Linked DNA regions of Homo sapiens: region 2 is linked to region 1. Evidence: chromatin contacts called from ENCODE Hi-C data. All regions are on one chromosome and are shown on one strand. Each heading gives the region's core, a stretch centred on a gene start or an enhancer-like site at or near the end of the contact. The rest is flanking DNA. Distances are from core to core; before and after follow the strand shown.

What was found. A loop is a pair of places that touch in the nucleus more often than their neighbours do. Pooled maps may share reads with other maps.
Region 2: a map of CD8-positive, alpha-beta T cell shows a loop between it and region 1 (6-fold over the local background). The contact joins the promoter of INTS6-AS1 here to the promoter of RB1 in region 1. A Hi-C loop is called at or near these places in 2 of 168 maps with a recorded cell type or tissue (CD8-positive, alpha-beta T cell and naive thymus-derived CD4-positive, alpha-beta T cell) and 8 of 50 pooled maps.

Annotation. Positions count from the first base shown.
Region 1 is chr13:48,301,800-48,306,551 of GRCh38, reverse strand. It overlaps RB1 (RB transcriptional corepressor 1), which reads right to left and starts at 2,801. Exons shown (of 27, transcript NM_000321.3): 1 at 2,503-2,801. The coding sequence starts at 2,639. It overlaps RB1-DT (RB1 divergent transcript), which reads left to right and starts at 2,850. Exons shown (of 3, transcript NR_046414.2): 1 at 2,850-3,261; 2 at 4,060-4,213. RefSeq lists enhancers at 1,790-1,859, 2,100-2,149, 2,224-2,947, 2,948-3,673 and a silencer at 2,360-2,649.
Region 2 is chr13:51,451,786-51,456,537 of GRCh38, reverse strand. It overlaps INTS6-AS1 (INTS6 antisense RNA 1), which reads right to left and starts at 3,193. Exons shown (of 2, transcript NR_103812.1): 1 at 3,120-3,193; 2 at 1,822-2,535. It overlaps INTS6 (integrator complex subunit 6), which reads left to right and starts at 3,502. Exons shown (of 18, transcript NM_012141.3): 1 at 3,502-4,123; 2 at 4,483-4,560. The coding sequence starts at 4,013. RefSeq lists silencers at 2,737-3,056, 3,147-3,346, 3,577-3,836, 4,077-4,346, 4,357-4,476 and 2 more and an enhancer at 3,467-3,516.

The sequences.
Region 1 (4,752 bases), core at 1,552-4,051:
GAACTTACCTGAGGTCTCAGCCGGTAAGAGGTAAACCACTATGTGAGCCCAACAGTCTAACTCTATAATCCATGCCCTTGACCACTATTCTAGACTGCCAATTCCTCCTTCAAAACATAATTAGTTTTTGTTTTTTTTTCTTGTTTTGAAATAGGGTTTCACTCTGTCATCCAGGCTGGGGTGCAGTGGTGAAATCATGGCTCACTGCAGTCTCAAACTCCTGGGCTCAAGGGATCCTCCCACCTCAGCCTCCTGAGTAGATGAGCCTACAGGTGTGCCACAGCCACTGGCTAATTTTTTAAAATTTGTTTTAGAGACAGGGTCTTGTTTTGTTGCCCAGGCTCCTCTCAAACTCCTGGCCTCAAGCAATCTTCCCATCTTGGCCTCCCAAAGTGCTGGCATTACAGGCGTGAGCCAACATGCCTGGTCAGCTTTTTTGTTTTTTTAAAGACTGGGGTCTTGCTTTGTTGCCCAGGCTGGCCTCCAACTCCCAAGCTCATGTGATCCTCCTGCCTCAGCCTCCTGAGTAGCATGGACTACAGGTACGCGCCATCACACCCAGCTCGAAACATGATTAACCTTTGATTATTTCAACAATGAATGTGGTATGCTGTTCCTAGTGACAGTTTCCCTTCCAGCTACATTACTTAGGCCAGAGATAAGGCAACAGAAATAAGATCTAAACTCTCAAATCAGGAATGGAATCTGTCACTGGAGGTGCAGTTGGACTGAGCCTTGATTCCATCTCCAGGCAAGATGCTCAGTATCAGACTGCACGGCAGCGGTTCTACCCTTGCTGGTTAATTTATAGAGTTCAACTGTCTATGTTAATGAAACCCTTTGTGGGTATGGATAATCAAGAACAGACTGTATCTTGTATGGTTTTGACTTATAAGAGAATTTTTTATAGTTCCATTACTTAAAATATATAAAATGAGTTAAAAAATGAAAGAAACAGTCCTCTTTTTTCCAAGCAGTGGCCACAACGTCAATATTCCTGGTTACCCTACATTAGAGTATGCTTCCAAAGCTGTGTGCATAACATGGAATTCTTTAGAGTAGCCATTACTGCATTTTCCCAAGGGAAATTTGCAAGAATTGGATACATCAGAATTTAATCAGAAACTAAAGCCATGTCTTTTCCCAGAACATGCCCCAGACGTGGTTTTTAATTTTTTGTTGTTGTTATTTTGGTTTTTTAACGAATATGGTTTTTAACTGACCTATAAGACAGTCCATTTAAATATATAAATTTTTAATAGCCTTCCAGGGGCCATTTCCTAAATCCCACTTCAATCTTTTCTGCCGTGAATTGTTAGTGTATACCGAGTGGAAAGAAATGGGTGAGGGTGAAAGGATTTGGTGATAGACAAGAATGGGAGAGAAAATAGTGAAAAACAGAAACAAGTCCCATTCCCTCTGCAATGAACTTGTCTCAAAGTAGAACCAGTGCTGACAATAATGACAATTACACTCTTTCAATCATAGCTATTTAACCATAAAGTAGAAAAATCAAGAAAAGTAAGATGTTGTAATACAATAAATACTTCCCTTCAAGATCTAGTGCATTCGTATGGACTTGCTTAAATTTAGATTCCACTTAATAAGGGAAAACGAAAATTTCCATTTGCGCACAGAACCACTAATTTTGTGCCAAAAACAAAGGCAAAAAGAGGGGACACCAAGATCCTTGCTGGTTCAAAGTCAAAAGGCAAAATGGAAGAAATAATGAGACAAGCCGAAGCCGACTAACACGCAAGAAGAGTTCATCAAACAGGAAAAAAAAAAGTTTAGAAACTTTCAAGCACTTCTGGTAAATGTCTCATGAAAGTTTTGCCCATGTTTCAGTTCCTCTAAAGAGTTACGCTCCATCAATCACTACAGATGGCTTTGAGTCCCCAAGGCCTCGATGCATTATTGTTCTAAGGAAACGCCGCAAAGCTCCTGAGCCGAGTATCCTGTGGGCAATGGACACTCAGGACCCTGCGCTTCTTGTCCAAGGCTTTCTGGTCGGCCTCTCCCACAAATGGACTTCAGATGCAGTGCACGCCCGGAAGAAAATACTTCCCAACTGTTGCATCGCGTGAACCAAAACAGAAAGTCAGACGACCACCGGAGTACTCCAATTCTCCGGTGAAAAACTCTCCCACAGACACCATTTTTGTATTTTTATTTTTCATTTTTTGCGTCTGATGGACGCTCGCAACGACCCTCTGCCTCCGAGCCTCACAAGAGGGAACTGCACCTGTCACTTCGCTCAGGACCCTAGCCCCACCCGCCCGACACCTGTCAAGTTGAAGCCGAGACCCCTCGCCCAAGAACCCAGAATCCTGTCACCATTCTGCAGACGCTCCGCCGTGGCGGGGGGCAGGGAGGGCGCCTCCTCCCGCCGGGACCCGGCCCCTGGCGAGGACGGATCCCCGCCGAGCCGCCTTGGCGCCCGCCCTACGCACACCCGGGGCGCCCTTCCCGCGTGAGGCGACGGCGGCTCTGCTCGCTCACCTGACGAGAGGCAGGTCCTCCGGGCCGCTGTCCTGCTCTGGGTCCTCCTCAGGAGGGGGCGGCGGCGGCGGTGCCGGGGGTTCCGCGGCGGCAGCGGCGGCGGTGGCGGCCGTTTTTCGGGGGGTTTTGGGCGGCATGACGCCTTTCCGCGGCGGGAGCCAGCGAGCTGTGGAGGAGCGCCGGGGAGGACGACGCGCGCGCACGTCGGGGCACGCCCCGTCCTCTCCCGACTCCCGTTACAAAAATAATTTCAACGTCCCCTGAGAAAAACCGGACGCGCCCTCCCCCGCCCGGCAACTGAGCGCCGCGTCCAACCGCGGGAAAACGTCACTTCCGCCCGCGGCGTCACGTCCGCGAGGCTCCCGGGCCCGCCGGCGTCTGTGGGGAACTGGGGCGCTGGTCGGTGCGCGGGCTGGGACGCTAAGTCATGAGGAATTAAACTGGGAAACCTGGCGTGGGTCCAGGCGCCTTCCAGGAGGCATCCGGCGCGGCCCGGACGTGCTTCTACCCAGAACCACCCCCTCCAGGCCGGGGTGCACTTAACGGGGCTATACAAAGAGTCTGGTGGGTGACTGTGGGCCTCATCCCTATCCCGGGGTCTGATAGGGAAGACTCTCGGGCCCCGCAGGGAATATCTGGCTAGTGCACCCTCGGCGGGAGCGCCACTCTCCCTCCTTGGGCGGCGCCCCCCACCTCTCATCCCGCCCAATCCGTTTTGCAAAGTCGGCCAAAACAAAAACAAACTTGGAGCGCTGATAGGTGCGGAACTTTACCAGTCACTTAGAAGATAGAAAATGTTAGACACTTGCTGGCCTTTTGGGATCACTGGTTAGGGAAAGGAAGGGAGGGAGCTGTGGGGAATGAACGGATAGTAGTGTAATAAAGGATTGTAGTGGTGTAAGAACGGGAAGCACCGTGGAAACGTCTGAGGAAGATTTTCAGGGGAGCAGTAGCTGCTGAATAGAAGTCTGTCAGGCAGGCCTGACATTTACTATGTACCAGGAACTGTGCTGGCCACCTTACATAATTGTCTTATTTAATCCCCAGAAACAGCCTTTTTTTTCTTTTTCTTTCTTTCTTTTCTTTTTTTTTTTTTTTTTTTACTTTAAGTTCCGGGATACAAGTGCAGAACGTGTAGGTTTGTTACATAGGCATACGTATGCCATGGAGGTTTGCTGCACCTATCAACCCGTCATCTAGGTTTTAAGCCTTGCATGCATTAGCTAAGAAACAACGCTTTCCAATGGGTAGTATTAGCTAGTCTACGTTGCAGATGAGGAAACAGGCTCAGAGGAGTTAATTTGTCCAATACCAGGGCCGATGGGTAGCAGAGAATTTGAACTCAATTCTATTTGATTCCACTTGTCCATTATATTATGTTTGATGAAGAAAACAGTGACAGAGAAGGAGCATGTGCAAAGGCACAAAGACATCAGAAAAGAGCTTGCTGGGACTACCACCATCAAACATTGGCTTAAAGCTGTTATCACTTCTGTGTCTCGGTATTTGTACCAATAGATTATCTAGTTTGAATACATTTTTTTTTCTCTTTGGCAGACACTGTTATTGCCCATCTGAACTCGTCAACTGAGAAGGAAAGAGATGGTTTATGCTGTGAATAAAATACAGTTGTGCTGTGATGTAAATCCCCTCATCCTGGAGCAGCTGAGCAAGGTCTAAGGCAGGAAGAACCTTCAAGCAGGTCATGGCTGTAAGCCTCCTGAGTTTATCCCAGCAAGTTGTATAAGGGATTATCTTTTTATCTGCATATTATGACATATGTGAGGATGTGTAAAGGTTTGGCAAGCACTGGCCTACTCAACAGCCAGTCCTACCTAACTTCAGAAATCTTTCTTGTGGGCAAATGTCAGGAGATAGGGCCCAGGCCCAGGTCCAGCTACAAAGAATGAATACAATTAAAGTGCTACTTCCATTCACCTCACCCCAGATTAGTTTAGGCAAGAGCTCAGGATGCAGTTTTGACATTTGAAAGATAAGGAGTAGTCTGCTGGGAGCCTGATAAATTGAAACAGGGATGGCACAGTTCTAAATATTATTAAATAATAGTAATAATATTAAGTATTACTGAGGATGTGACACTTCTGATTGCTGCAGCCATTGTAACGTGAGGCAAGCCAACCTACAGAGAAGGTAGAAATGCTGATATTGGTGCAGGAGGAATTTCAAAAGAATCTGGATCCTCAGTGTTATAAATGAGCCTCTGATTTGGCCAGCCCTGGAGCTGACCTA
Region 2 (4,752 bases), core at 1,944-4,443, 3.1 Mb before region 1:
GTAACGCCAGGGGTCAGGCTGCCAGTTCCATGCAACGGAGTGAGAACTTATGGTGCTTTCTCCAGGCCTGCCCATGGCTGCGCCATGGACCAATCAGCACACACTTCTTCCTCTCAGAAGCCCATAAAAACCCTGGAGTGAACCAGACTTGGGCAGACAATGAGATGACCTGCTTGCAGACAGGAGCTACCCACTGTGGGTCTATGGACACTGTGGGTCTCCTCTGTGGAGAGCTGAGCAGATGACAGGACCACCTGCCTGCTGAGAGGAACTACCCATTGTGGGTCTCCTCTCTGCTGAGAGCTGGACACTTATTGGGATGACCTGCCTGCAGAAAGAAGCTACTCATTGCCCTCAGGTCTCCTCTGAGCTGTTCTGTCACTCAACAAAGCACCTCTTTGCCTTGCTCACCCTCCACTTGTCCACATACCTCATTCTTCCTGGATGTGGGACAATAACTCGGGACCTGCCAAATGGCATGGCTGAAAGAGCTGTAACACAAACGGGCTGAAATATGCCCCTTGCTTGCCATGTTGTGGGCAACACAACAAGAGAAGAGAGAAGAAGAGAAGAAGAAAGGAAAGAGAAGGGGGAAGAGAGGAGAGAAGAGCTGTGGCCCTTTAGGAAGCCTAGACCTAGGAGCTCCCTGTGACAACCTCTTTGGGGCTCTGCAGCTCCTGGCATCTCCAAGCTTCCAGGTGCCACTGCATTCCCTGGTGCCAGCTGTGGAAGCTGCTTGCAGTACACCTGGACCAGCCACAGCCTTGCAAGGGGCCAGCCCCTAGAGCTGCCCGCCCTCCTGCAGCTGGCATGCCGGGCTGTATACAGTGGCCGGACCCCATGCTTGCTCGCTCACACACCCCTCGCTGCTCCGCACCTGGCTTGCACTTGGCAGGTGTGGGATCCAGGCCGTAGTATGAGCAGAGTGCAGCCTGCTGGGACTGGTGGGCAGAATGAGCCCGACCAAAATTCGGGCAGAGGTGCCATTTTTCCAGCTGGAAAAGTGACACTCCAAGGATCCTGTGACAATGGCTCCACTGAAAAATGATTTCGAATAACTGTAATAATAGGTAAGGTCATTGTGAACGCATGTTAATCTTCAGTAGTCTAGTTTGATTTCTTTCAAACATTGCTTCTACTTAGCAACGCAATTGAAAAATAAATCTCCAATTTATAGGGGAAAAAAAACCTCCATAGATTGGAATAAAGGCCCTCTACTGTCTAGATCTCACCTGTGTTTCTAGATCTTGTACTATTCTACATGCACCTGTTGCTCCAACCTAGCTGAACTTCACTGTTCCTCAGGAAGCCCTCAGCAATGCTGTCTTAACTTCCTTTCTTCACATTTTCAATGTCGGGAAGATCTTTTCACTAGCAGCTTCCCCTTCCTTTACCCATATCCAAATCCTACCAGTCCTTTAAGACAGTGTTTCTTAAAACTGAATAATGAACAGACTCCTAAAATAAATTCTTATGATCCTAGAGAATGTTTTCAGTAGGCTGGGGTCCACAGACCAGTTTGAAAAGCACAAATATAAAGAACTAAAGAGCAATTGTATAAAATTATGCAAATGATCAAGTTGAAAGACAAATTTCATCTTTATAACTGGTAAAATAACTCGTATTTTGCCATAGAACTCTGATTCTTATCTTCAGATCTATGATCCGTTTAAGAAACACTAAGGCAAAGCTGAAACCTTGGAAAATGTTCCTGCATCACCCCAAGGTAATACATTTTTATTTTTTCTGATTTGGTGTCTAACAACTTTCTGCCTTGGAGTAGCTAGTAATATGTAGCATTTTCCTAGAAAACATAAGCTCTTTGAAGACAGGGACCACATTTTATTTATTTTTTATATGCACCACACCTAATACACAGTACATCCTCAGCAAGTACTGGCTGTAAAGCCTATATTCCATGCTCTTATTTTGTAGTCCAAATCACTTTAAAAATCACACTTCTTCTATTGTTCATACTCATAGAAGAGCATATTACTCAAATAGCTCTGCTATAAATTAACAGTAAGTTTCAGAAGTTATACCAAGTCACGAGACTCAGATTTTTAAAAAGTGCCACAAAGTGTCTCTTCTGTGTCAATGTTAATAGAACCCTTTCTTTAAATGATCAGTAGGCAAATTAAGAATTTCCGGATAAAGAACAAACTCTGGAAAAACAAAGCTAGTGGGAGAGGCCCTGTAAATACCTACCTAGTCTTACAAGGGCTGTCTCTAACTCAGCTTGTATTTTAGGCAGCGTCTTCAGTTTTTCAACTAATGTGTTTGAGAAAACTGTTTTCCTCGGACATGCAGGCGTGGACTCCTTACTTCAGGTAAGGTGACAGCAGCTTGACAGAGAGTGCCTTCCCTCCCACGGCATTTGGGACGAGGCTGAAGGAAAGACACAGGCGGGGTTACGGGAAACCCATTCTCTGCGCCATCTGGGCAAGCTGAAGTCAGTTTTTCCGCTTTCTCACGAGGTAATGGATTATCATGGGCTCAGGTCCCCTTCAGCTCTGAAACAGGTATTCTATGGCTCTAAGTAAACACGGCAAGAGACAGGTTATTTCTTTGGTAAGATCAGTTGTATTTCCCAGAGAATAAAACGGGCAACAAACCATTTATCGATATGTGAGTCTTCCCCCTAGGCCCTAGCTATTTGGGGTTGGATAAAGAAAAAGAGGGTTTGCTTCCTTTTTGGCGGGTCCTCCAATGACAGGGCTCCTGGCCCGCTGCGGGTCCAACTCCCACCTCTCGTGGCTCCCCCGAGGCCGAGCGAGGCTCCGTGCGAGGACAGCCCCTCAACCGCACTCCCCAGAGGGAGCGCTGGGACTCGCGGAGGAGATTAGTCCCCGGTCATAAACAACCTCTCACTTCCCCTCCCCCGCCCGCGCCCGCTCGCGCCGGGGCGGCGCGCCGGGGCGGCCCTCCGAGGCCCAGGAACCTCCTCCGGCGCCCGCGAGGCCCCGAGTCCTCCTCCGGAGGGCGGCTGCGGGCCTGCCCTCTTCTCCTAACCAGGTGTTTGTCCACTTTACTCAACCCTTCTTACTCGTCCACGCTACGGCCACCTCACAGGGGCGGCTGACGCCAGCCCCTTTTTCCCTCCCCTCGACCCCTATCACCTCCAACAGCCAAGGAGAGGCCGGCGGCCCTGACGCGCAGGCTCACCGCCGCGGCCGCCCCGCGCGCGCGGACGCGGCCCCCGCCCCCACCTCGCGGTCCTTCCGCAGTCCGGCCCCGCCCCTTCCCGAAGCCCGCCTCCGGGTCGGCCCGCCCGCCCGCTCGCGCGCACCCGACGCCCCGCCTCTGCGCGTGCTCAATAACTGTCCCCGGAGCCGGCCTACAAGCTTCCCCCGCCCCTGAGCTGTTTAAATATGCTAATGAAAGGATAGGGCCTGACCAGTAGAACGGCGAGGCGGTGTATCACGTGGCTCGGGGACGTGTCAGGGGCGGAGCCTCCGCAGCCCCTGCCCGAGTTAAAACCGGAGTGTGAGAGAGAAAAGCGCTTCAGTAGCGAGAGGGGCTGAGAAAGTGGTGACACCGCCGGGGTGCGGAGGGAGTCCCTGAAACTTCTCCCAACAGCCCCAGGGCCAATCTTCCCTCAGCCCACTCCCCTCTTCGCCAGCTCCCAGGTCCCCACTCCTGTACCGGGGGTGGGGTGGGGAGCCAGGCCCGTCTCCCGCTGGGACACACACAGGGGCCGGGAGCGGGGACGGGACCCCCGAGGCGGGGGGGACGAACCGACAGACAGACGGCTGGGCGCCCGCCCCAGCGGGCAGGCAGGCAGGAGGAGGCGGAGGCGGGGGTACGACGGGGAGCACTGGGTCTGGGGAGTTTCCTCTCAACTATCGGGGGAGAAACTCCCCGCAGCCGGAGGAAAGACCCAGACAGTGTTTTCCTCCCGGGGGCCGTGCTCCCCCGCCCCGCGTAGCGGCGGTCGCCGCCACCGGCGCCTCCACCTCTACCATCTCCTCTTTCTCCACCACCTCGGGCCCCGGTGTCCCCGGCCAGCACTATGCCCATCTTACTGTTCCTGATAGACACGTCTGCCTCTATGAACCAGCGCAGCCATCTGGGCACCACCTACCTGGACACGGCCAAAGGCGCGGTAGAGACCTTCATGAAGGTACCGACTGACCGAGCCCGGGCGGCGACCCCGGCCCGGCGGCCCGCGGGCGGCAGGGTGGGGGAGGGCGGCCGGGGCGGGGGTGTCGGGGACCTGACTGCGGGAGCTGCCGGGCTCGGGGACCCCCTCCCCCACCGCGCGGGCGGGCGGGCGCTGCGAGCCGGGTTCGGCCGGGGCCCGGGCTCCGGCCCCGGGCGGTGTGTGGGGAGCGATCTGTGTGTGGGGGACGGCGTGGAGGGGTGGCCGCTGCGTGTGCGGTACTGTGGGGGCGGCGGGGCCGCTGGGCGCCCCTTCTCCGCCTCGTAACCTCGCCTCTGTGCTTCCCTGTCGCCCGCCCTGTTCCTCCTCCCGTCCCGCAGCTCCGTGCCCGGGACCCTGCCAGCAGAGGAGACAGGTATATGCTGGTCACTTTCGAAGAGCCGCCCTATGCTATCAAGGTAACAGCCCTCGCCCTCCCCCTTTCCTCCCTTCCCTTCCCTGTTCCTTCCTCGCTCGCCCTCCCCGCCCCCCCATTCACCCTTCATTATGCTCCCCTCCCCCACCCGCTGCGCTCCCAGCCGCTGAGGTCTCTTCCCTGCGGGCTCCCACCCCCTCCCCCGCTCGGCAGCGTCCTAGCGCGGCGCGGAGTC